Regions from separate parts of the Homo sapiens genome. Here region 2 is linked to region 1. A link is a contact called in ENCODE Hi-C or POLR2A ChIA-PET data. All regions are on one chromosome and are shown on one strand. Each heading gives the region's core, a stretch centred on a gene start or an enhancer-like site at or near the end of the contact. The rest is flanking DNA. Distances are from core to core; before and after follow the strand shown.

What was found. A loop is a pair of places that touch in the nucleus more often than their neighbours do. ChIA-PET counts read pairs that join two places held with the same protein, here RNA polymerase II (POLR2A). Pooled maps may share reads with other maps.
Region 2: a map of CD14-positive monocyte shows a loop between it and region 1 (2.0-fold over the local background). The contact joins the enhancer-like site here to the promoter of CCL24 in region 1. A Hi-C loop is called at or near these places in 1 of 168 maps with a recorded cell type or tissue (CD14-positive monocyte) and 1 of 50 pooled maps. POLR2A ChIA-PET finds 5 or more read pairs at or near these places in 5 of 52 experiments (A673, CD8-positive, alpha-beta T cell, K562 and 2 more).

Annotation. Positions count from the first base shown.
Region 1 is chr7:75,812,286-75,815,255 of GRCh38, reverse strand. CCL24 (C-C motif chemokine ligand 24) reads left to right here and starts at 1,450. Exons shown (of 3, transcript NM_002991.3): 1 at 1,450-1,613; 2 at 1,833-1,950. The coding sequence starts at 1,541.
Region 2 is chr7:75,860,243-75,863,212 of GRCh38, reverse strand. No RefSeq gene overlaps it. Among named protein-coding and RNA genes, the nearest start is that of RHBDD2, 17 kb to the left of the region's middle. Within about 2 kb of position 1,417, at least 3 of the 41 ENCODE cell types and tissues checked have a DNase peak (open chromatin) inside an H3K27ac peak, as active enhancers do; they include CD14-positive monocyte, where a contact is called at or near this core.

The DNA.
Region 1 (2,970 bases), core at 201-2,700:
GTGATCCTGCCCCCTCAGCCTCCCAAGTAGCTAGGACTACAGGCGCATACCACCGTGCCTGGCTAATTTTTCTATTTCTTTTGGAGACAGGGTCTTGCTATGTTGCCCCTGCTGGTCTCAAACTCCTGGCCTCAGTCAATCCTCCCGCCTCAGCCTCCTAAAGCATTGGGATTACAGGCATGAGCCACCGCTCCCGGCCCCTGGTTTCTCCTATGTTTCCCTTCCTCCCACCCACCACCCCCATACCTTGTCCTGGGTCAGGGTCCCCAAAGCAGACCCTTGGCAGGGATTCATGGGCTTGTGGTTTATTAAGAGATGCTTCCACGAGAGACCATCGGGGGACTGGGAATCTGGTCGGCGCGGGAAGGGGCCAAGCAAAGTCCGGCTGCACAGAGAGTCACAGATTTGACCGAGTTGGAAACTCAGGAAACAGGGTAGGTCATGCTGGATCTGGAGTCGGCATCCCTCTGGCAGACATTGGCCACCTCAGAGGATGTGAATTTCCAGGCATTTCCCACTTCCCTAGAATCTTGGTGACTAAGTGGCTCCGGCAACTTGAGGGTACAGGCGATGGCTGTTGGGACTTCAAGGCCACCGAGAGCTGATGGAAAGCGGTCCTGACAGCATCTGCTTTGCTCTGTCAAGACTTGTCATGGACTGATTGATTGATTGGTTGATTGATTGATTTTAAGACAGGGTGTTGCTCTGTTGCCCAGCCTGGAGAGGCAGTGGTGTGATCACAGCTCACTGCAGCCTTGAACTCCTGGGTTCAAGTCATCCTTCCACCTCAGCCTCCCCAAGAGCTGAGACTACAAGCCTGCACCACCACGCCTGGCTAATTTTTTTATTTTTTATAGAGATAGGGTCTTGCTTTGTTGCCTAGGCTGGTCTCAAAGTCCTGGCCTCAAATGATCCTCCCACTTGAAACTTCCAAAGCACAGGGATTACAAGCATGAGCCCCCGTGCCCAGCTGACCTCTCATTGTCTGTTACACACACTTGATCACAAATCTGTCTCCCCATTAGAGTCCTCCCAGTGCCTGGCACAGACCACATGCCTAATAAATAATTGGGTGAATGAATGAATGAATGAATGGAAGGGAGAAGATAGGGATGACTCTGCCCATTTTCAGCTGAAGTAACTGAGGCTCAGGGAGGTGAGTGACTTATCCAGGATCCCACAGGGAGTGGCCAACACAGCCAGGATCCCATGGGCCTTCTGACAATGCATCCAACACCTTTGAACTTGGCCTAGGTGGGGTGATGTCCCCTCCCCCAGTTCTTTCGTTCGGAGCCCAAGATAACCCTTGACTCAGCTGGGCAACAACGGGACAACAACTTCCTCTTTCCAGACCACAGGCCTCAGGATTTTCAAGGAAGCGTGGAGGGGGCTCGGGGGCGTGTTTCCTTCTAGTTGCCCCATAAAGGGCAGAGGGAGGGAGTTTGGGGTACTCTGCAAGGACCCGAGCTATTTATCCCTAGGTCCTTTCCTCCTGCACGTCAGCTTTGAGCCCCGAGCTGGTGCTTCTGCTCTCTGAGACATGGCAGGCCTGATGACCATAGTAACCAGCCTTCTGTTCCTTGGTGTCTGTGCCCACCACATCATCCCTACGGGTAAGACCTCCGACAGGATGCAGTTCCAAGGGCATGGCTGGGATGGCACAGTGGGGGGTGCAGGACTGACCAGCCTGGGGCTGGAGGGAAGCGCTGGGGAAAGGGTGGCCCAGTGAATGGACTGGCGGTGTTTGGTGCAGGGTTCAAGCTCCAGCTCTGAGGCCCAGAGCCAAGGGGAGGCTGGGAAAAGACGTGGCTCTTCTCTCTCTCCTCTTCTAGGCTCTGTGGTCATCCCCTCTCCCTGCTGCATGTTCTTTGTTTCCAAGAGAATTCCTGAGAACCGAGTGGTCAGCTACCAGCTGTCCAGCAGGAGCACATGCCTCAAGGCAGGAGTGATGTAGGTATCCTTCATGGGCACGTGGCAGGAGAGGGGTGGGGGCAGGTGCAACTCCAGGGTCCCTGAGAAGCAAGGTCAGCCAGCCCCAGCTCTGTGCATCCCTGGAGAAGTCACCTCCCCTCTCTGGTCCTCAACTTCCTTGCCCATAAAACTAGGAGGAGGATATATTTATTTTTTTAATTTCATTTTTCTTTTTAGGAGATAGGGTCTTGCTCTGTCACCCAAGCTGGAGTGCAGTGGCACGATCATAGCTCATTGCATTGCAGCCTCAACCTCCTGGGCTCAAGTGATCCTCCCATCTCAGCCTCCCAAAGTGGTGCTAGGATTACGGCCATGAACCACCACACCCAGCCAGGAGGAGGATTTTTTTTTTTTCCCCTGAGACAGAGTCTCTATCACCCAAGCTGGAGTGCAGTGGTACGATCTTGGCTCACTGCAACCTCCGCCTCCCAGGTTCAAGCAATTCTCATGCCTCAGCCTCCCGAGTAGCTGGGATTACAGGTACGCACCACCATGCCCGGCTAATTTTTGTATTTTTAGGAGAGACAGGGTTTCACCATGTTGACCAGGCTGGTCTCGAACTTCTGACCTGAAGTGATCTGCCCATCTCAGCCTTCCAAAGTGCTGGGATTACAGGCGTGATCCACCAGGAGAAGGATTTAGATTCAATATCTACTGAGCACCAAATATATAACAAGTCACTATTCAGGGGCACAAGACAATATCTTATCTAATTCTCTCAACAATTCTATGGGGTAGCGATGATTGTTCCCATTTTACAGAGGACAGCTGAGGCTCAGGAAGGTAACTTGCTCAAGGTCACGTGGGCTGACATGTGTCTGTCCTCCAAATAGCTTCATAAGTAGTAACTGTGAACTCATTTTGTAAACAGAGGCATGAAATAGAAATACAATAAGAAGGCCACGTGCAGTGGCTTACATCTGCAATCTCAGTGCTTTGGGAGGCTGAGGCAGGAGGGTTGCTTAAGGCCAGGAGTTTAAGACCAGCCTAGGCAACATA
Region 2 (2,970 bases), core at 168-2,667, 48 kb before region 1:
ATGCACTCCAGCCTGGGTGACAGGGCGAGACTCTGTCTAAAAAAAAAAAAATAAAGAGCAGTGAGTCTATTCAAAGTGATTCAAGGTGACAAAATGGTGCAGAACTGGTGCAAGGACAGAAATGTGGACCAATGGAATAGAAGAAAGAACACAGAAATAAACCCTCATATTTAAAGTCAATTGCTTTTTGACATGAGGACCTAGACCATTCAATGGGGAAAAGGCAACATTTTCAACAAACGGTGCTGAGAAAAGTGGGATATCCATATGCAAAAAAAAAAAAAAAAAAATGCCATTTGACCCTTCCCTCACACCATATACAGAAATTAACTCCAAATGAGTCAAAGACCTAAATATAAGAGGTAAAACTTATAAGACTCTTAGAAGAAAACACATTGGCTTTGGCAATGATTTCTTGGATGTGTCACCAAAAGCCATAAAAAGGCAATAAAAGAAAAAATAGAGAAGTTGAACTTCATCAAAATTTAAAACTTAAAAAAAATTTTTTTTTTTTAAATAGAGACAAGGTCTCACTATTTTGCCCAGGCTGGTCTCAAACTCCTGGGCTCAAGCAGTCCTCCTGCCTTGGCCTCCCAAAGTGCTGGGATTACAGGTGTAAGACACTGTGCCCGACCACCAAATTTTCAACCTTTGTGCATCAAAAGAAACTATCAAGAGAGTAAAAAGACAACCCACAGAAAGGGAGGGAATATTTACAAATCAAATCCAAAATATATAAAGAATTCCTACAACTCAACAACAAACAAACCAACTGAAAACTGGTGCTGGGTACGGTGGCTCACGCCTGTAATCCCAGCACTTAGGGAGGCCAAGGCGGATGGATCGCTTGAGGTCACGAGTTTGAGACCAGCCTGGCCAACGCGGTGAAACCCTGTCTCTACTAAAATACAAAAATAGCCGACCCCGTCTCTACTAAAAATACAAAAATAGCCGGGCGTGGTGGCCCAAGCCTGTAATCCCAGCTACTTGGGAAGCTAAGATAGGAGAATCGCTTGAACCCTAGAGGTGGAGGTTGCAGTAAGCTGAGATCATGCCACTGCACTCCAGCCTGGGCAACAGGAGCGAAACTCCGTCTCAAAAAAAAGAAAGAAAGAAATAAAGAAAGAAAATTGGGCAAAGAACTTGAATAGATATTTCTCCAAAGAAAATAGACAAGTGCCAATAAGCACATAAAAAGATGCTCAACATCACTAATCATTAAGGAGATTCAAACTGAAAAGACAATGAGATACCACTTCACACCTTATTAGGATAGCTATGACATATTTTTAAAAAAACAGAAAATAACAAGCGCCGGCAAGGATGTGGCAAGACTGGAATCCTTTTGCACTGCTGATGGAAACGTAAAATGATGCAGCTGCTACAGAAGACAGTTTGGCAGTTCCTCAAAAAGCTAAGACATAGAATTACCATATGACCTAGTAATTCCACTACTGTGGGTAATTCCACTAGTGTGTGTACTTCCACTTGCAATAATGGATAGGACAGCTAGACAGAAAATCAGCATGGTTATGGAAGACTGGAACAACGCTATCAACCAACTAAACCTGACAGGCACAGATAGAACATTCAACAACAGCAGACTATATAGTCTTCTCCAGTATACGTGGAACATTCTCCAGGATAAACAGAACACACATTAGGCCATAAAGTGAATCTCAATAAATGTAAGAGGATTGAAATGATGTGGCTCGTGCCTATAATCCCAGCACTTTGGGAGGCCAAGATGGGAAGATTGCTTGGGCCCAGGAGTTTGACAGCAGCCTGGGCAACATGGCAAAACCCTGTCTCTGCTAAAAATACAAACAGTTGGCCGGACGCGGTGGCTCATTCCTGTAATCCCAGCACTTTGGAAGGCCGAGGCAGGCGGATCATGAGGTCAGGAGTTGGAGACCAGCCTGGCCAACATAGTGAAACCCCGTCTCTACTAAAAACACAAAAATTAGCCGGGTGTGGTGGTACGTGCCTGTAGTCCCAGCTACTCGGCAGGCTGAGGCAGAAGAATTGCTTGAACCAGGGAGGCGGAGGTTGCAGTGAGCCAAGATCACGCCACTGCACTCCAGCCTGGGCAACAGAGCGAGACTGCGTCTCAAAAAAAAAAGAAAAAAAAAAGCAAACAGTTAGCCAGCTGTGGTGGCACATGGCTGTAGTCCCAGCTACTAGGGAGGCTGAGGTGGGAGAATCTCTTGAGCCTGGGAGGCAGAGGTTGCAGTGAGCCGAGATCCCCACCACTGCACTCCAGCCTGGACGACAAAGTGAGACCTTGCCTCAAAAAGAAAAAGAAAATTGGCCGGGCGCGGAGGTTCATCCCTGTAATCCCAGCACTTTGGGAGGCTGAGGCGGGTGGATCACAAGATCAGGAGATCAAGACCATCCTGGCTAACATGGTGAAACCCTGTCTCTACTAAAAATACAAAAAATTAGCCGGGCTTGGTGGCGGGCACCTGTAGTCCCAGCTACTTGGGAGGCTGGGGCAGGAGAATGGCATGAACCCGGGAGGCAGAGGTTGCAGTGAGCCGAGATGGCGCCACTGCACTCCAGCCTGGGTGACAGAGCGAGACTCCGTCTCAAAAAAAAAAAGAGAAAAAGAAAATCATGCCAAGTATGTTCTCCCTATTACAGTGAAATGAAATTAGAATTCAATAACAGAAAAAAAATGTGGAAATTAAACAACACACTTCTCAATATCCAATGGATCCAAGGAGAAATCACCAAGGGAATTAGAAAATAGAGCTGGGCGCGGTGGCTCACACCTTTTACCAGCACTTTCGGAGGCCAAGGTGGGAGGATTGTTTGAGCCCAGGAGTTTGAGACCAGCCTGGGCAACATAGTGAGACACTGTCTCCACACACACATAAAAAAAGCAATTATAAAATACTTCCAGATGCTTAAAAATATACTAAAATTTGTAAAATGTATTAAAAACAGTGCTCAGAGGCTGGGTGCAGT